Linked DNA regions of Homo sapiens: region 2 is linked to region 1. The links are chromatin loops, found by intact Hi-C in ENCODE. Cell type or tissue: OCI-LY7. All regions are shown on one strand. Links, peaks and the distances in the headings refer to the core of each region. The heading gives the core; the rest is flanking DNA.

Region 1 (10,777 bases), core at 909-8,908:
GAAACCCCGTCTCTACTGAAAATACCAAAAAAATTAGCCAGGCTTAGTGGTGGGTATCTGTAGTCCCAGCTAGTTGGGAGGCTGAGGCAGGAAAATCTCTTGAACCTGGGAGGCAGAGGTTGCAGTGAGCAGAGATCACGCCACTGCACTCCAGCCTGGGTGAAAATAAATAAATAAATAATCTTAAGGAATTGCAGAAACACATGGCGGCTCACACCTGTAATCCTAGCACTTTGGCAGTCTGAGATGGGAGAATCACTTGCACTCAGGAGCTCAAGTGCAGCCTGGGCAACATAGTAAGATCCTGTCTCCATAAAAATTTTTTTTAAAAAATTAGCCAGGCATGATGAGGCATGCCTGTAGTTCCAGCTCCTCAGATAGCAGAGGTAGGAGGATTACTTTACTTGAGCCTAGAAGGTCAAGGCTGCAGTAATCCATGATTGGTTACACAACTGCACTGTAGCCTGGGTTATAGAGTCAGACCCTGTCTCAAAAAAAAAAAAAAAAAAAAAAAAAGAAGAAGAAGAAGAAGCAGAAAAAGAAAGAAATTGCAGGAGCATTTGAAAAGGACATAGAATAATTTGGAAAAAGTAGCTAAAGGATGAGTTGAGAAAATCAAAGCCAAAACCACACATGACTTATTTTTTATCATAGAAAAAAATTGAAAATTAAAAAAAAAACTCTAGAGAAATTAAATGTTACAGAGTTTAATTGAACAAAGAATGATTTGCAAATCAGGCAGCCTGTGGAGCCAGAGTAGGCTCAGAGAAACTCCAGCACAGCCACATGGTAAGAAAATATTGATGAACAGAAAAAGCAAAGTGACACACAGAAAATGAAAGTGAGGTACAGAAACAGCCAGATTGGTTATAGCTTGGGATTCGCCTTATTTAAACACGGTTTGAAGATTTGATATCCTTTTAGTGGGAAAATCACAGTGGTTAGTACAGGAATGCGTTACAGTTAGGTTTCAGTTTACTATGTACAAAAAGAAAAAAAAAACTATTGACCAAAATTAAATGAAAGGGGACAGCTTCAGGCTATAACTAATTTAACAATTTCTCGCTTTTGGTTATCTTCTCAAGTTTGAGAGACAGACCAAAACTTTATACATTATATTCTGCCATCATCAAAGATATACTTATTTAGTCTCAAATCTCACTGTGAAATAGCAGAACTGTGAGTTTTGTAAAGTGGAAATGAGAACTTGAGGATATTAATTTTTTAAAGAATTACAGTAGAGGGGACCTCTTTATGTTAAAATTTGCTGCTTACAGAATAAAAACAAAACCTGGCCTGTTTTAGCATCTACCTATTTTCTTAAATTTTTAGTTTGAGTATGTCATATTTAGCATGAGTGACTCCATTTTGGTTTGGTTTGGTTTTGTCTGTTTGGGCCTGGTGCGTAAGCTCAGTCCAGAATAATAGCCTCCAATAATTTCTTTTAAAAATTCCCCCGTTTTGGTTAAGTTTTCACATACGTCAGAGTGTGACCAAAACTTAGGGCCTTAGTGCCTCTCTCAGTTTCCATTATTTTGGGTTTTTGTTCTTATCATGTCATTTATAGGTTATGGTGTCCTCATGGTCGCATATATCTTTGAGTTTTCATCATTCCCATTAAAGAGAGACCATTTGACATTCTAGAGATGACTGCATGCAAACATTTATAACTTTTGAGAGAATACAGTGCAATAGGGAGACTACTATTTTGACTATCAGGAGGATAACACCAAGAGTTTGAAGTATGCTTTTTAACCAGGGTCCCCATGAACAAACCAACTAAAATTAAATAGATCAAATAATTAGCTAAATAATTGGTCTACTCATTTCAACCAAGGAGTCTGTTTCTTTTTTCTTTTCTTTTTTTTTTTTTTTTTTTTTTTTTTGAGATGGAGTCTCACTCTGTTGCCCAGGCTGGAGTGCAGTGGCAAGATCTTGGCTCACTGCAAACCTCTGCCTCCCGGGTTCAAGTGATTCTCCTGAACACTAAACACAAAAATTAGCTGGGCATGGTAGCGCATGCCTGTAGTCCCAGCTACTAGGGAGGCTGAGGCAGGAGAATCGCTTGAACCTGGGAGGCGGGGGTTGCAGTGACCTGAGATCATGCCACTGCACTCCAGCCTGGTGACAAAGTGAGACTCGTGAGACTCTGTGTCAAAAAAAAAAAAGACCAAAAAAAAAAAATTATGTCGTCTTACATACCAGGACTTTTTCTCCAATTTATGTGCATAGCACTGATAACTGAGTGGTTCTCATAGGTAATTTTACTTGGACCACAGAGTTTATTTAAAGAGCACATTTAAAAAATTTCAGTACTTGCTGATTTAGCGTAAAAATGTGGCAGAGTATTTTTCTGATATTCAATTAATTTTTGTCTTGCCTGGGCTCACAGTTTTATGAATCCGTCTTTTCATGGGAATGCTCATGATCCTTACCCAGTTCAAACAATATGATCCTAAAATTATCAGAAACAGGACTCAACTTGTCTGGTCACTTTCCATCTTTTCATGAACCTCCTAAAGACACAATACTCTGGGATTTTGTGTGCTTTTGAGGTTTTTAGAAACTAAATAAGAATTAAACCATTAACTGTGAAAATTACTTAAATGGTTATGAAAAAACAAATAAAAAATTGATTATATCTGTTGCCTATATTTGTTCATAATAAACATAATTATGACTAATAGCATATAAAGAGATATATATTAGATTTTTAGAAATTCTATAAAATTTTGGAATAAATATTAATAACATATTCATTAAAATATAAGTTGAAGGAGGTCAAACATCATTTTTTTTTTTTTTGAGATCGAGTCTCACCCTATCGCCCAGGCTGGAGTGCAATGGCATGCTCTCGGCTCACTGCAACCTCCACCTCCTGGGTTCAAGTGATTCTCCTGGCTCAGCCTCCCAAGTAGCTGGGATTTACAGGCATGTGCCACCATGTCCAGGTAATTTTTTGTATCTTTGATAGAGACGGGGTTTCATCATGTTGGCCAGGCTGGTCACGAACTCCTGACCTTGTGATCCACCTGCCTCAGCCTCCCAAAGTGCTAGGATTACAGGTGTGAGCCACCGCGCCTGACCCAAACATCATTTTTAATTTGACCGTGCTTCCCATGCAATTTAACATATCAAATAATCCTGTTTATCACTCTCTTGGATGTTGCATTGGCTCTCTGTAGCATCTAAAAGTTAGGGGTCAAAAACCAATAATTTTAAGGTTGGGCATCGTGGCTCATGCCTGTAATCCCAGTACTTGGGGAGGCCGAGGCCAGCGGATCACTCGAGGTCAGAAGTTCGAGACTGGCCTGGCCAACATGGTGAAACGCCATCTCTACTAAAAGTACAAAAATTAGCCGGTCATGGTGGCACACGTCTGTAATCCCAACTACTTGGGAGGCTGAGGCAGGAGAATCTCTTGAACCCAGGAGGTGGAGGCTGCAGTGAGCTGAGATCAGGCCACTGTACTCCGGCCTGGGCAACAGAGCAAGACTTTGTCAAAAAAAAAAAAAAAGTCTTTTTTAAACAATTTCACTCTTGTTGCCGAGGCTGGAGTGCAGTGGCGTGATCTTGGGTCACTACAACCTCTGCCTCCTAGTTTCAAGTAATTTTCCTGCCCTAGCCTCCTGAGTAGCTGGGATTACAGGTGTTTGTCACCATGACCAGCTAATTTTTTGTATTTTTAGTAGAGATGGGGTTTTACCATGTTGCCCAGGCTGGTCTCAAACTCCTGACCTCAGGAGATCCACCCATCTCGGCCTTCCAAAGTGCTGGGATTACAGGTGTCAGCCACCATGCCCGGCCACAAAAAGACAATTTTTAAGCTGAAATTTGATTTTAGAAAGACTGTCAAATATGTCAGAGGGTTAAAATACTTGACCAAAATAGGATCACAGGTCACCGTAAAATAATAGTCATTCATTTAGCCAAAGTGATGATTAAAAGATTTTTAAAAACAAAACATTTTACTGTTTGATGCAGGAGATTAAGTTTTTCAATCAAAAATCTGAAAAAAGGCAGTATGAGAAAAATTCTACCTCTCTTTTAAAATTTATTCAAAAGGTAAACAAAAATACATTACTGTGTCATATTAATAATAATACATAAAATTTTGTTCAAAAGAAAATCAGCTTTTACTTTTGTATTAGTATATTATCAATACTAAAGTTAATTTTGGTGAAACTTTAAAAATAAATCCATCAAATATATTATTTTTGTCCACTCTAGATTTCTGTACATATTTTATAATATTTTTAACTTCTAATATTTTAATCTACATTCATCTTATTTTTTCAATTTGAGACAACCTTTAAGTAATTTCAAACTAGACAAAATGTTTCTAACTTTCTTCATGAAAGCATGCTTTGTTTTTGTTTATACACTCTCTATACCAAATTGTTATTCCTTAAATCTAGTAGTTTTAAATATACATATTAATTACATTAACTCTGAGCAACCAAATTTTTAGTGAAATTTCCAGGAAGTAATTTTGAATGTTTTGTACCATTATTTTTAGATAAAAACCATTTTGTATTTTAATAAAAATATTTTCTCAAATTTTCTGTTAACTAACAGATCTAAATATATTTAACTTTTCTATATCATGTAAAAATAAGATTCTAGTCATGCATGGTAGCTCATGCTTGCAATCCTAGCACTTTAAAAAGCCAAGACATAAAGACTGTTTAAATCCAGGAATATGAGACCAGCCTGAGCAACATGGCAAAACCATATGTCTACACATAATACAAAAATTATTTGGGCATGGTGGCCTGCACCTGTAATACCAACTATTCAGGAGGCTGAGGAAGGAGAATTGCCTGAGCCCGGAAGGCTGAGGCTGCAGCAAGCCATGATCAAGCTACTACACTCCATCCTGGGTGACAGAGGGAGATCCTTTCTGGGAAAAAAAAAAAAAATTGGCCAAAACATATAAACTTAAACTTAGGGAGTTGTTTGTGTTTTTTGTTTTTATCATTATTATTTCAAAAGAGGTGGTGTTTGGTTACATGAATAAGTTCTTTTGTGGTGATTTGTGAGATTTTGGTGCATCATCTCCCCAGCAGTGTATGCTGTACCCAATGTGTAGTCTTTTATCCCTCACCACCCCCCGCCCTTTCCCCAAGTTTCCAGAGTCCATTATGTTACATAATTCTTATGCCTTTACATCCTCTAGTTTAGCCCCCACTAAAAAGTGAGAACATACAACGCTTGGTTTTCCATTCCTGAGTTACTTCACTTAGCATAATGATCTCCAACTTTATCTAGATTGCTGTGAGTGCCATCGTTTTCTTCCTTTTCATGGCTGGGTAGTATTCCATAGTATATATACATATACCCTATTTTCTTTATCCAGTCGGTTGATGGGCATTTAGGCTGTTTCCATATTTTTACTATTGCAAATTGCGCTGTTATAAACATGCGTGTGCAAGTGTCTTTTTCATATAATGACTTATTTTCCTCTGTGTAGATACCCAGTACTGAGATTGCTGGATCAAATGGTAGTCCAACTTTTAGTTCTTTAAGGAATCGCCATGCTGTTCTCCATATTTATTGCACCAGTTAACATTCACATCAGCAGTGGAAAAGTGTTCCTTTTCATCACATCTATACCAACTTTTTTTCAATTATATATAAATATATATAATATGTAATATATATTTTTATATATATTATATAAATATATTATATTTATATATTATATTTATATATTATATTCATATATTATATTCACATATTATATTTGTATATTATATAAATACATATTATATATTATATATTATATTTATTATATAAATACATATATATTATATTTATATATTATATAAATACTTATATTTATATAACATAAATACATATATATTATATTTATATGACATATAAATACATATTATATATTATATTTATATAACATAAATACATATTATATATTATATTTATATAACATATAAATACATATATATTACATTTATATAACAAATACATATATATTATATAACATAAATACATATATATTATATAACATAAATACATATTGTATATATTTCTATAATATATACATATTGTATATTATATTTATATAGTATATACATATTGTATATTGTATTTCTATATTATATACATATTGTATATTTATATATTATATAAATACATATATATTTATATATTATATAAATACATATCATATATATTAATATATAAATACATATCATATATATTATATTTATATGTATTAATATATATCATATATATTATATTTATATGTATTAATATATATCATATATATTATATTTATATATTATATTAATATATATCATATATATTATATATTATATAACTATCATATATTTACATATTACATAACTATATATCATATATTTATATATTACGTAACTATATATCATATATTATATTTGTATATTATGTAACTATATATATTATATTTGTATATTATGTAACTATATATTATATATATTATATTTATATATTATATAAATATACATTTATATATAATATATAAATGTATATTTATATATTACATAAATTATATATTTATATATTACATAAATTATATATTTATATATTATATATTACATATTTATATATTATATAAATATGTAATTTATATATATTACATATTTATATAATATATAAATATATATTATATATTAATATATAATATATATTATATATTAATATATAATATATAAATATATATTATATATTAACATATAATATATAAATATATATTATAATACATAATATATATAATATATAAATTTTATATATATTATAATATATATTATATTTATATTATATATTTATATTATATTATTATATAAATATTTATGTAATTATACATTATATATTATATATTATACAATTATATAAATATACATTATATATTATATAAGTATACATTATATATTATATAAATGTACATTATATATTATATAAATATACATTATATATTGTATATTATATAATATACATTATATTTATATAATATATACATTATATTATATATTATATAATATATATTATATATATTATATAAATATATAATATAATGTATATATTATATAAGTATATTATATATTATATATCATATAACTATATATTATATATTATATAATATACATTATATTTATATAATATATACATTATATTTATATATTATATAATATATGATATATATTATATAATATATAATATAATGTTTATATATTATATAAGTATATTATATATTATATTATATATCATATAACTATATATTATATATTATATATTACATATTTATTATAAACATGTTATATAGTATATGTTATATATTATATATTTATTATATAAATAATATATATTATATAAGATATATTATATATAATATATAATATATTTATTATATATTATATAATATATTTATTATATATGTTATATATTATATTATATAAATATATATTATATATATTATATACTTATTATATAATATATATTTATTACATATATTATATATTTATATATAAATTATGTTTTATAAATTTATATAAAATATTTATGTAATTTATCATATTTATAAATATATAATTATTATATAATTTATTATATATTTATAAATATATAATAAATTTATTATGTAATTTATTATATATTTATAAATATGAATATATATTTTCATATATAATCTTATATATTATATATTATATTTTATATATATTTATTATATAATATATTATATATAGTTATTATATATTATATATATATTATATAAGATATATATAATTATATCTTATTATTATATATAATATATTATTATATATATTATATATGTAAAATATATATACTATATATTATATAATATATATATTATATAATATATATTTATTATATATTATATATTTATTATATATAAGTATATATAATATATATTTATATAATATGTAATATAATATATAATAAATATATATAACATATAATATATAATATATATTTATATAACATATATAATATATAATTAATATATGTTATGTGTATTATATATAATATATATTATGTATTATATATTATGTAATATATATTATGTATTATATATGTTATATATTATGTATTATATATTATAATTAACATATTATATATTATATGTTATATATTTATTGTATATTATATATTTCTTATATAATATATATTTATTATATATTATATATTTAATATATTATATATTTAATATATAATATATTATGTATTTATTATATGATATATATTTATTATATAATATATATTAATGTTATGTATTTATTATATATGTTATATATTATATATATGATATATATTATATGATATATTATATATGATTATATATTATGATATATATTATATATGATTATATATTATATGATATATATTATATATTATGATATATTGTGTGATATATTATATATTATATATGGTATATATTATATGATATATATTATAGATAATGTAATATATATATTATATATAATATATATTATACATATTTATTATGTATAATATATATTTATTACATATATTATATTTTTATTATGTATATTATATATTATGTTATGTATATTACATAATTATATTATAATAAATATATATTTATTATATTTATATTATATATATTATTTATATTTATGTATATTGAGAAGGAGTCTCACTCTGTCACCCAGGCTGGAGTCCAGTGGCAAAATCTTGGCTCGCTGCAACCTCTTCCTCCCAGGTTCAAGCAATTCTCCTGCCTCAGCCTCCCAAGTAGCTGGGACTACAGGTGCACGCCACGTCGCCTGGCTATTTTTGCATTTTTAGTAGAGATGGGATTTCACCATGCTGGCCAGACTAGTCTCAAACTCCTGGCCTCAGATGATCTGCCCACCTCAGCCTCCCAAAGTGCTGGGATTACAGGCGTGAGCCACTACACCCAGCCTGATTTTTTAATCATAGCCATTCTTTCAGGAGTAAGGTGGTATCACATTGTGTGTTTTTTCTGTTTTTTGTTTTTTGTTATTTGTTTGTTTTGTTTTTTGAGACAGAGTCTCGCTCTGTACCCGAGTCTAGAGTGCAGCAGTGCAATCTCAGCTCACTGCTACCTCCGCCTCCCAGGTTCAAGCGATTCTCCTGCCTTAGCCTCCCGAGTAGCTGGGACTACAAGCGCCTGCCACCACACTCGGCTATTCTTTGGTAATTTTAGTAGAGATGGGGTTTCACCGTGTGAGCTAGGATGGTCTCCATCTCCTGACCTCGTGATCCACCCGCCTGGGCTTCCCAAAGTGCTGGGATTACAGGCGTGAGCCACCACGCCCGGCCCACATTGTTTTGATTTGTATTTCCCTGATAATTAGTAATGTTGAGCATTTTTTCATACATTTTTTGGCCATTTGTATATCTTCTTTTGAGAATTGTCTATTTATGTACTTAGCCCACTTTTTAATGTGATTATTTGTTTTTTTCTTGCTGATTTGTTTGAGTTTCTTGCAGATTCTGGGTATTAGTCCTTTGTTGGATGGATAGTTCGTGAATATTTTTTTCCCTCTCTGTGGGTTGTCTGTTTAATCTTCAGATTATTTCTTTTGCTGTGCTTTTTAGTTTAATTAAGTCACATTTATTTATCTTTGTTTTTGTTGCATTTGGTTTTGGGAACTTGGTCATAAACTCTTTGCCTAAGCCAATGTCTAGAAGAGTTTTTTCTATATTATCTTCTAAAATTTGTATAGTTTCACATATTAGATTTAAGTCTTCAATCCATCTTGAGTTGATTTTTCTTTAATGTAAGTTTTTTTTAGACAGAGTCTCATTCTGTCACCCAGGGTGGAGTGCAGTGGTGGTATCTCAGCTCAATGCAGCCTCTGCCTCCAGGGTTCAAGAGATTCTCATGACTCAGCCTCCTGAGTAGTTGGGATTACAAGCATGTGCCACCACATCCGTCTAATTTTTGTATTTTTTTTTCTTCAGATGGAATCTTACTCTGTCACCCAGGCTGGAGTGCAGTGGTGTGATCTTGGCTAACTGCAAACTCCCACTCCTGGGCTCAAGCACTTTTCCCTGCCTCAGCCTCCTGAGTAGCTGGAATTACAGGTGCCCACCACCACGCCCAACTAATTTTTGTATTTTTAGTAGAGACTGAGTTTCTCCATGTTGGTCAGGCTGGTCTCGAACTCCCAACCTGGTTCAGGTGATCCACCCGCCTCGGCCTCCCAAAGTGCTGGGATTACAGGCGTGAGCCACCATGACCAGCCATTCCTGAGGTTTTAATAACCTGATGTTTCTCTCCTGTTGGAGACAACCCTGAAGATCAGTTTTTACCCCAGAGGACTGACCAACAAGAGGTCAAGGTGTGCTTGAAAAAGCTGGTGTAGGAGTTGGTTCAGGAAAGGTCAGGCTGTCCAAGCATTCAGGAATACCTGTGTGACTCTCCTTGTAATTAGCACTCAGGTCCCAGAGAGCTACTCACTGCATGTGTCTTTGACCTGCTGTTGATTCATCTCCTCTGCTAAGAAGGTGGCTGATGGCTGGGCTATTTACACCTAGGAGGGTGTTCCAGGCCAGGCCCCAGGGAGCCTAAAATAATCAAAAAGGTCAGAATCTAATTTGAAAATAATGTCTTCAAAGTAAAATATTGAGGGTGGCCACAAGGAGAATAGATTTAAGTTGACCTGAATATACATTTCAATTAACAACTGTTAAAAGTGGGTATTTTTGAAAAAAACAACAAGGCAGTTTCTAAGTTGTTTACCAATAATTTACATTGAATTCATAAGCT
Region 2 (10,777 bases), core at 844-8,843, 44 kb after region 1:
ATTATGAGTGACTGTGCCAAGGTGGGTGTCGAGCACCCTCTGGGCTGTATCAGCAAAGGCCTTTGGGCCTGGCCTGGGATTGAAGGATGGCAAATGAGGGGTCTGGGGTTGCATTGTCACCCCACATGGTAGCAGGAAATGAGAGCGTCCAGGCCTACAGGACTGGAACCTTATCGAGGGGGTTAGGAGGCTGTTCACTTCCCCCCCGGGCCCATGTGGAAGATCGGAGGGAGTCTAGGGGGACCCTGGGGAGACACTTGTTCTGTCTGGCATCCCCCAGCTCCACCCTTTGATAACCATTTCCTTGGGAGAGCTGAGGAACCTCTTGTGCTCCATTGAGGCAGGGCCTCACCTCACACGGTATTGGCAAGGAGGCATTCTGAGACTCTGAATGAGAAGCTAGCACAGTGCCTGACAAGTACTCATGGGAGCTGTCATCCTCTGTAACCATCACGTGGCCTTATAGTGTTCAGACTGCCTGGCCTGGGGCTTGGTGAGGCTGTTTGGGGATCAGCTAATTTAGGCTCCCACTCTTTCCTCAATCAGTGTCTCTGTTTGGTGTTTGTTTATTTATGGGTTTTAAAAAACCTAAGATTTCATTTATAGTAGTTTCAAGCTTGTATGTATTTGTATAGATTTTATTAGAAGGAAGAGGGCTTAAGGAAACAACATTTTTGGCCATGCGTGGTGGCTCATGCCTGTAACCCAGCATTTTGGGAGGCTGAGGCATGCAGATCACCTCAGGTCAGGAATTTGAGACCAGCCTGACCAACATGGAGAAACCCCGTCTCTACTAAAAAAAATACAAAAATTAGCTGGGCATGGTGGCACATGCCTGTAATCCCAGCTACTCGGAGGCTGAGGCAGGAGAATTGCTTGAACCTGGACGGCAGAGGTTGCGGTGAGCCGAGATCACGCCATTGTACTCCAGCCTGGGCAAGAAGAGTGAAACTCTGTCTCACGAAAAAAAAAAAGAAAACAGAAAAAGAAAAGAACATTTTTAGAAGTTCTCAGTGGGGCATAGACTTCCATGTCACAAATGCTAATGTTGACCTTCTCTTGCTGCCTTTGTGCAAAGTATATATAGGAAGTGCAGCCAGAGGTGACAAGGCTCAGTGTCTAGAGCCGTGCTGCTTGGGCTTGCTTGCTGGCCTGCGACCAGGTGAACTCTGGGTGTGAGGCCGTGCCCATCCTGGATCTACAACCCCCACTCCCTCTCCCAGGCCCTGTGTAAACAACACAAGGCAGTGCTAATGAGCAGGCTAGTAATGGGCCTCAAGCACCCCAATACCATCCAGGAAGATCTGAATGCCATCTGTGGCTGGGGCTGTGTGGAGACAGGGGCTGTGGCTGCCTTGGCTTGTCATGGCCCACCACAGACGCACCTGTCCTGTGCTGCTTCGCCAGCAGCCAGCTGTCCATGGCCCTGAGCCTGTCACACCATGCTTGCTACATCATGCTGCTCTTGTGTGAAAAAATTATCCTGAGATGGCGCTGCTGGATGTTAGTGCTGGAAAGGCGGCAGCACCTTTGTCCTGGGGGATCAGGAACTGACCAGATCCTTCCTGACTGCCCCCCAGAACAAGTGGGGGCTGGTGCTGCATTGAATGATGACCCCCCCGAAATGCGTTTGCACTGGCTCAGTGAATACACAATGCAGAGGCCTAAAATGAAGACACATGAATCGTATTATGTGGAGATCAGCTTGCAGCTGGGAAACAGGTGGCTCTCAGGTATCTCATCTTCCCCAGCAAGTGTGGAATGTGTCCATGCCCATGGTGTGTGATCTGCCCTTCTTAACTTGTACACAACTCCAGGTCAGTTCTGAGTGAAGGACATGCAGATGAGATTTCTCAGGTCATTTGTATGTTTGACATTATGGCTGCTGCTTTTGCTGCCACTGCCCCTAGGCCCAACCTGGCTTAAAGTCTAGGCTTTAGGTAAAAAAGGTGGAGGGCTTCCTGTATCCTGTGATGGGAAGTCAGATATCCCTGGGGGTTGGGGTGCACTTTAGTTTTGTGGCAGGATGAGAGCTGCAGTGATTTTATTAATTGTGATTGGCCTGGCCAGGGTGTAGCTCTGGGTGAGGGGGAGGGAGTCAGCGGTGGTGGTCCCCCAGACATCCATGTGCCCAGCACTGGCCTGTCTGCCCTCAGGCACAGCAAAAGGCACAACCACAGGCCCTGACTTGCCTCCCTGCTCCCTGCACCCCAGATGGGAATACTCGGAGGCTACAATCTGAATGTATTTTTCTCCCGTTTTAATCCGAACTGCCTAACACACCGTGGAGATAGGATGGGTGAGGGGCTTTGGGGGAACCAGGGCAGAATCATGGATCCTGGGGGAAAGTTAAAGATACAGGAGTGGTTTTCACCTCTCTGTGGAGCCCAGCTCTCTACCTAGTCATTGCCACACAGCACCTTTACAGAGACTAGCTCTGCGGTGATTGGGAATCCCAACAGCCCCGGGCTGCTCCCTGTCCCCTGCTGCCTGTGCTCCTTCCCTTGCCCTTCAGAGCCCACATGAAGGAGGAGGTTGCCACCCTGTGAGCCTGAGAGAGCTGTGTCTGATTGGAGCTTCTGCCTGGGGTATTGCAAAGAGCCACTTATGGGTATAGTGTGTCCAGATACCTTGTTTCAAGAAGAATGGATGCAAGCTAGCAAGTGTAGCATCCCCACAGCTGATAAATATGTGTTTCTTATTTTTAAACCATCACATCTTTATATCACATTAGAATAAAGTTTTTAAAACCTGCTGCTCCAGCCTCACCTGTGTGTTCTGTAACCCAATCTCACAATCAAACTGGGTTTGATTGTGAGTGCTGTTGTTAGAAATGTTACTAAGAGAGGAATATGTATAAATTAGATCAAATTTAAGGTTATTCTTATAATGCCACTTGAGTGGAAAGTAAGAGGGTGGAGTCACAGGCACTCAGTTGGGGTTTACCCACCTTCCAGTTACTAGACTCATGAGGGTGTGGCACAGGTGAACCTGTCATTGGTGACAAAAGGAAAAAGGCTGGTGGGGAGGGGGTGCTAGGCTGTGGGGCTAAACCCTGGGCATGTTGGACCTGTGAGGTCCCTAAACATCTAACTGGCTGGGTACCTGCCCTTGTCAAGGTACCCTCGAGGGTACCTGCCCTCAGGTGAACCTGAGGGACAGAGCCTGTGAAGTAAGAGGGACTGTGTGGAGGTGGCCTGTCCCTATGAGAGGGGGAGTTTAAGGCTCATTACAGCTGGTGGCTGCTGCTCAGCCATCCCTCTGAAGAGCAGGCAGGTCCTCAGCCGCATATATAGTTCAATGCCTTTTAGAGTGTTTAGAGAGTCCTTCATGTTTTAGAAATTCTAAAAACAACAACAACAACAAATTCCAATTCTAATGTCTGTTATTTTCCCTGTGCCAACTGGAAAAAAGATGTCCTTCACCTTGAAGTCTTAAGTGACACCCAAGGATAGCCATCAGTGTCTTGGCCATTGAAGCCTCACGTATGCTCTCTTCCACCAGTTTGATTTGCAGCCTCATGGTTGTGTTGTACTAAATATACTTTCCTCTGGCCTTGTCCACATATATAGGTGTGTGTGTATATATATGTGTGTGTATATGTGTGTGTGTGAATATATCTTAGTCTTTCTAAGATGAGCATATTGCCTGGTCGTGGTGGCTCACGCCTGTAATCCCAGCACTTTGGGAGGCTGAGACAGGCGGATCACTTGAAGTCAGGAGTTCAAAACCAGCCTGGCCAACATGGCAAAACCCTGTCTCTACTAAAAATACAAAAAAGTTAGCTGGAGGTAGTGGCAGGCGCCTGTAATCCCAGCTACTCAGGAGGCTGAGGCAGGAGAATCGCTTGAACCCGGGAGGTGGAGGTTGGAATGAGCTGAGATCAAGCCACTGCACTCCAGCCTGGGCAACAGTGAGACTCTGTCTCAAATAAAAAAAAAAAGAAAAAGAAAAAGAAAAAAAGAAAAAAAAAGCATATTTGGGCAACATAATTCTTGCTTATCCGTTCCCAGCCCCCGCTGCCCCTCCATTTCTAATAGCCATCCCACGTTGTGGTCAGCAGTGTGGTACAGCATGCTGAGAGAGGAGCTCAGGGATGGGATAAGGGTCTTTCCTGCATTATCCAAATGATTAGAAAGTTGTTAAAAAGGTGTCCAATTGTTCTACTTTCTACTTTTAAATAGCTAATAAGATGCATTATACAAGCAGACCCAGGTAAGGGAAAAAGCAAGTGCATTTCAAGGCTCAGCTCACTTCTTAATTAGCTGTGATACCCGGGGCGTGTGACTCCGCCTACAGGATCCTGTTTCCCTGTCCATAAAGCGCACTAATGCTGGGGACGGTGGGTGTGGGGGAGGGTCCTGGAGCCTTATTCAATCTGTCAGAGTAGGAACCGTCCTATCAGGCACGCAGTTGGGGAGGAGGGCGTGGCTTCCAGCGTTTGGCGCGGCCTTTGTCTCTGGCTCAGGCCGGAGCCTGAGATCCATCTCTACTGTCCCGCGTGTTGCCCCTCGGGAGCACTAGGTGACTTTGTCACATCCTCTGTTGCCCTGAGATCTGGAGGTACTGGGAAATGCATAGCTAAGATGCCAGGACATCCTGGAAACCAGGAAATGGTGAGTACGCGGGGTTGGGCATCCCAAGAGGGGAGAGTGGGCTGGTTGAAACCAGCGGAACCGGCCTCCCCACGGTCAGCTCCCGGGTCCACAGACCTGAGTCCCCGTTGGCGCAGCTGGGCCCTCAGTACCCCCGGAGAGTGGGGTGGGGGGCGGTGCAAGACGGCAGCTGAGCCAGCGGACTTTGACCCCTCACCGTCCTCTTCCCGCGCCGCGACCTGCCTGAAACTCTCTGGGCAGCGCTGCACCCGCAGCCCCGACTCTCTCCCAGATTGTTCAGGGATGACAGAGGGTCATTAGAGCAGAATCCCGACTCGGTGGGTGCGTGGGAGGAGCTGCGGCCAGTGGGGTCCCCAGTGTCTCCTGTTAAAAAAATTTTTTTTTGAGATGAAGTCTCGCTGTCACCCAGGCTGGAGTGCAGTGGCGCGATCTCGGCTCACTACAACCTCCACCTCCCAGGTTCAAGCAGGAGGACATTGTACAGTGCCTCCTGGGAAGGAGGACACTCCTTGAGTAATTTAATGGGCAGGATGGGGATGGGAGAATGTTTTGAGGGATACCATGGTCTGACTTGACAGTTGAGTCAGACATGTTTGTGTTCCCATCAGCGCTGCCGCTCCCTGAGTTTGTCACCTTGGAAAGACTTTTTCACTTGTTTCCACTTCAGTTTTTCAATAACTGTAAATTACGTTTCGTCAATAGAGCTGAAAATTTTTTTAAAAAGTCAAAGACCATGAAAGGTGGATTTCAGAAAAATCTAGTCATATATTTTATTTGTTAAAAATGCTTCTTTACCTTTATCTTCCTCAGAGTGAGTGTAGTAAGTTTGTTATGTCCGTTCTTTTTGGGTGGTGATTTCAAACAGGATTCCAAGGCTTTGTTTGGGAATGCTACCAGGGAAAAGAAATAGGAAAAATCACTTTTTCATTATGGCTATAGAAAGTGAACACATTTCCCCAAGAAAATGTGAAAGATTAATTGATGAAGTGCATATATTTGTCAAAACATCAGCTCCCCTTTTTTGCAGGGTCTAAAATTTGTAACAGTAGATAACTCTGTTGTGTATTCTGTTGTCTAAATGTCCAAGTTTAATGTTAAATTTTATGAGATAGAACTTGGCACCTTCTAGAAATGTTCATATATGGTTGTTTATTAAACTATTTATCATGAAAGTATGTAAGTGGCATGCTTAATGTCTGAAAGAGATAGAGACTTCAGCTTTTCCTGTTGAGGTATAAAATTTAAGTGCCTTACTATTTCCTTACAATATTCTATAAACACTGTGTTTGAGTGATTTTGCTGTTTTCTTTAAACACTGGGCATTAGTTTTAAACTAAGATTAGTCAGAAAAGGGCTTTCTTTCATAAGGAGGAGCAAACTACTAGAAGGTGAGAAAAAAATGTGGGAGGGGGAGGAAGGGATAAAACATGGTGAAATCAGATCCTAGATCAGAGAGTGTTTTACCTAGAAGTCAGCCTGTTCTTAAGAGGGACATAAGGAGGGGTTGTAAGGTTGGGTCAAAGTTTGGGGGCCTGGGGAAGGAAAGAAACTTAAGAAAAGTTTGGTTAACAAGTAGTTTGTTCTGTCCACTAGAGACAAACTTATTTAATTGTTTATGAGACAAAAAAATAAAAATAAATGGGAATTTAGAGAGTCTCTGGCTTTGGGATATCAAAAACAGGAAGGGTGTTTCTTAGCAGTGAGATGCTCTTGAAAAGCACAAAGAATGGGGGATTTCTTTAATCACAGCTGCTATCTACCCACCCCATCTTCTCCCACCACTTTTCCTTGCCTTGTACTTTTTTTTCATTTGGCTCTTGTTGATTTGTACCTTTCATAATAAATTGGTAAATGCAAGTATAGTGTTTTGCTGAATTCTGTGAGTAGTTGTATCAAGTTATTGAACTTGAGAAGGAGGTTATGGGAGCCCCCAATTTATATCGGAACTCTCCCTCCCTCCACCCCTCTAACAGGCCCCAGTGTATGTCGTTCCCCTTCTGTGTACATGTGTTCTTATTGTTCACCTCCCAATTATAAGTGAGAACATGCAGTGTTTGGTTTTCTGTTCCTGTGTATTAGTTTGCTGAAGATAATGGCTTTCGGCTCCATCCATGTTCCTGCAAAGAATATGATCTTGTTCCTTTTTATGGCTGCATAGTATTCCATAGTGTGTAAAGCAATTGCAACAAAAGCAAAAATTCACAAATGGGATCTAACTAAATTAAAGAGCTTCTGCACAGCAAAAGAAACTATCATCAGGGTGAACAAACAACCTAGAGAATGGGAGAAAATTTTTGCAATCTATCCATCTAACAAAGGTCTGGTATCCAGAATCTACCAGGAACTTAAACAAATCTACAGGAAAAAAAACAACCTCATTAAAAAGTGGGCAAAAAACATGAAGAGACACTTTTCAAAAGAAGACATTTATGTGGCCAACACACATGTGAAAAAATAGCTCAACATCGAGATTATTAGTGAAATGCACATCAAAACTGCAATGAGATAACATCTCATGCCAGTCAGAATGGCGATTATTAAAAAGTCAAGAAGCAACAGATGTTGGTGAGGCTGTGGAGAAATAGGAATGCTTTTACACTGTTGGTGTGAATGTAAATAAATTTAATCATTGTGGAAGAGAGTGTAGCTATTCCTCAAAGATCTAGAACCAGAAATAACATTCGACCCAGTGATCCCATTACTGGGTATATACCCAAAGGAATATAAATGATTCTATTATAAAGATACATGCATGTGTAGGTTCATTTCAGCACTATTCACAATAGCAAAGACATGGAATCAACCCAAATGCCTATCGATAGACTGGACAAAGAAAATGTGGTGCTTTTTTATTTTTTATTTGAATGCCTTTGTTTTCTTCTTTTTACCTGATTGCTCTAGCTTGATTCCTCAGTACTATGTTGAAGAGAGGTGGTGAGATTTGATATCCTTGTCTTCTTTCTGATACTAGAGAAATAATTTGTTGCATTTCACTCTTGAGTATAATGGGATCTGAGGCCTTAATGTATATGGTCTTTATTGTGTTTTAATGCATGCTTTTATATGTACATTGTTGGGAGTTTTTATCATAGAAGTGTATTAAATTTTGTCGAATGCTTTTAATAAATTTTTTGAGATAATTATATAATTTTCATTCTTCATTTTGTTATTGTATATTATTTTTAATGATTTGTGTATGTTGAAACATTCTTGCATCCTGGGGATGAGTCCTACTTGATCATAGTGTATGATCCTTTTAATATGTTGTTGAATTCAGTGTCTAGTATTTTGTTGAGAATTTTTTCTGTATCTTCAAAGGGATATTTGCTTATAATTTTCTTTTCTTGTAGTGTCCTTATCTGGCTTCAGTATGAGGGTACTAATGGCTGCCTCAAGTGAATTTGGAAGTGTTTTTTCTCTTCAATTTTTGGAAGAGTTTGAGAAGGACTGACATTAGTTCTTCCTTAAATGTGTGATGCAATTCACCCATGCAGTCATTTGGTCACGGAATTTTTTTTTTTTTTTTTTTTTTTTGAGACAGTCTGGCTCTGTCCCCCAGGCTGGAGCGCAGTGGCACCATCTCAACTCACTGCAAGCTCCGCCTTCCGGGTTCACGCCATTCTCCTGCCTCAGCCTCCTGAGTAGCTGGGACTACAGGCACCCGCCACCACGCCCTACTAATTTTTTTGTATTTTTAGTAGAGACAGGGTTTCACCATGTTGGCCAGGATGGTCTCCAACTCCTGACCTCGTGATCCGCCCACCTCGGCCTCCCAAAGTGCTAGGATTACAGGCTTGAGCCACCACGCCCGGCCGGTCATGGGATTTTTCAAAATTGGAAGTATTTGGTTACTGCTTCAATCTCCTTCCTCATTATTGATCTGTTCGGTATTTCTTTTTTTTTATAATTTAATCTTGGTGGGTTTGTTTCTAATAATTATTTCTTGAGTTATCAAATTTGTTGTCATATAATTGCTCATAGTAGTCTCTTATTATCTTTTGCATTTCTGTGGGATCTTTTGAAATAACTTAATTTTTTATTTATAATTTTTTTAAGTCCTCTCTCTTTTTGTTCCCTGGGTTAATATAGCCAAAAGTTTGTCAATTTTGGTTCTTTAAAAAACTCAGCTCAATTAAAAAAAAATTTCTATTGTCTTTCTAGTCTCTGTTTACTTTCTTTTTTCTCTAATTCTTGATATTTTTATAATTAAGCTAACGTTGGAATTATTTTGGTCTTGTTCAAGTTTTTTGGGAGTTAAAGTTAGGTTGTTTACTTAAATCTTTCTTTTTTTATTAGTGTAGGAGTTTATTATTATAAACTTCTCTTAGAACTGCTTTTGTTGTATCCCAGAAATTTTGGATCCTTGTGTGCTCAATTTTATTTGTATTGGGGTGCTTTCCTTTTTCCCTTTTGACTTCTTCTTTGAACCCCATTGGTTGTTTAGGAGCATGTTGTTTAATATCCACATATTTGTGAGTTTTCCAATTTTCTTCTTGCTATTGGTTTCCAGTTTTATACCATTATAGTCAGAATAAAAACTTGACATAATTTTAACCTTCTTAAATTTGAAACGCTTGTTTTTTATTTTTGGTTTAATATATAATCTCTCCTGGAGAATATTTTATGTATTTTTGAGATAAATGTGTATTCTTATACTGTTGGGTGAAATGTTATATTTATATCATCTATTTAGTCTATAGTGTTATACAAGCACACTTCTTTTTTTGAAGATTTCTGTTTGAATAATCTGTCTGTTTCAAGTAGGGTATTAAAGTTTTCTGTTATTGTATTCCTATCTACTTCTCCCTACAGTTCTGTCAATATTTGCTTTATATATTTAGAAGCTCCAGTGAGAATATATAAATTCTTTTTTTTTTTTGAGACAGAGTCTTGCTCTGTCACCCAGACTGTATGTAGTGCAGTGTCGCGATCTTGGCTCATTGCAATCTCTGTCTCCTGGGTTCAAGCAATTCTCCTGCTTCCGCCTCCCGAGTAGCTGGGACTACAGGTGTGCACTGCCATGCCTGGCTATTTTTTGTATTTTCAGTAGAGACAGGGTTTTGTGTGTTGGCCAGGCTGGTCTCAAACTCCTGACCTTGGCCTCCCAAAGTGCTGGAATTATAGGCATGAGCCACCGCGCCCAGCCAAGCATATATATGTTTAATCATAATATCCTCTTGACAAATTAGCCTCTTTATTATTATATGGAGAACTCATTTGACTCTTGTGGTAGATGTTGCCAGGAGGTCTATTTTGTCTAATTTAAGCATAACTACTAATACACTTCTTTGGTTATTACTTGCATGGAATATCCTTTTCCATCTTTTCACTTACAGCTTGTGGTTGTCCTTATAGCAAATGCTAGTCTCTTGTAAGCAGCATATCATTTGTCTTTAAAAAAATTTATTCATCCTGTTTTAGTCTATTTTGTGCTGCTATACCAGAATATCACAGACTAGGTAATTTATAAAGAGTATAAGTATTTGGCTTATGATTCTGGAGGCCAGGAAGGCAAAGAGCATGACACTGACATCTGTTAAAGGCCTTATTGCTGCATGATAACATAGCCAAAGGTATGAGGGAGAGAGAGAGCTTCCTTTTATAATGGACCCCCTCTTGTTATAATTAATAAATTCCCGTGATAAGGACATCAATCCATTCATGAGGGCAGAGTGCTTATGGCCTAATCAATTCTTTTTTTTTTTTTTTGAGATGGAGTCTTGCTTTGTTGTGTAGGCTGGAGTGCAGTGGCACAATCTCAGCTCACTGCAACCTCTGCCTCCTTGGTTCAAGCTATTCTCCTGCCTCAGCCTCCAGAGTAGCTGGGACTACAGGTGTGAGCTGCCACGCCCGGCTAATTTTTGTATTTTTAGTAGAGACGGGGTGTCACCATATTGGCCAGGCTGGTCTCAAACTCCTGACCTCATGATCTGCCTACCTTGGCCTCCCAGAGTGCTGGGATTACAGGCGTGAGTCACTGCACCTGGGTTTTTTTTTTTTTTTTTTTTTTGAGATGGAGTTTCAGACTTGTCACCAAGGCTGAAGTGCAATGGTGTGATCTCGGCTCACAGCAACCTCCGCCTCCTGGATTCAAGTGACTCTCCTGCCTCAGCCTCTCAAGTAGCTGGGATTATAGGTGCCCACCACCACGCCTGGCTAAT

Evidence for each region. Peaks named below come from ENCODE experiments on the same cell type or tissue, not always from the same donor. Only the 100,000 strongest peaks of a DNase experiment are listed, where the experiment ranks them.
Region 2: it touches region 1 in a loop (2.5-fold over the local background); 2 of 110 quality-filtered maps call a loop at or near these places.

The regions. Positions count from the first base shown.
Region 1 is chr7:65,220,537-65,231,313 of GRCh38, forward strand. All of the region lies in intron 1 of LOC124901661 (a long non-coding RNA gene), which reads right to left. It also overlaps the pseudogene INTS4P1. Among named protein-coding and RNA genes, the nearest start is that of ZNF92, 150 kb to the right of the region's middle. RefSeq lists an enhancer at 10,208-10,771. In OCI-LY7, for the core only: no CTCF peak of the experiment used is centred there; no DNase peak of the experiment used is centred there.
Region 2 is chr7:65,264,923-65,275,699 of GRCh38, forward strand. LOC105375334 (a long non-coding RNA gene) reads left to right here and starts at 4,452. Exons shown (of 6, transcript XR_927613.3): 1 at 4,452-4,616. RefSeq lists an enhancer at 4,175-4,762. In OCI-LY7, for the core only: no CTCF peak of the experiment used is centred there; a DNase peak (open chromatin) is centred at 4,399; H3K4me3 peaks cover 2,450 bases; H3K27ac peaks cover 325 bases.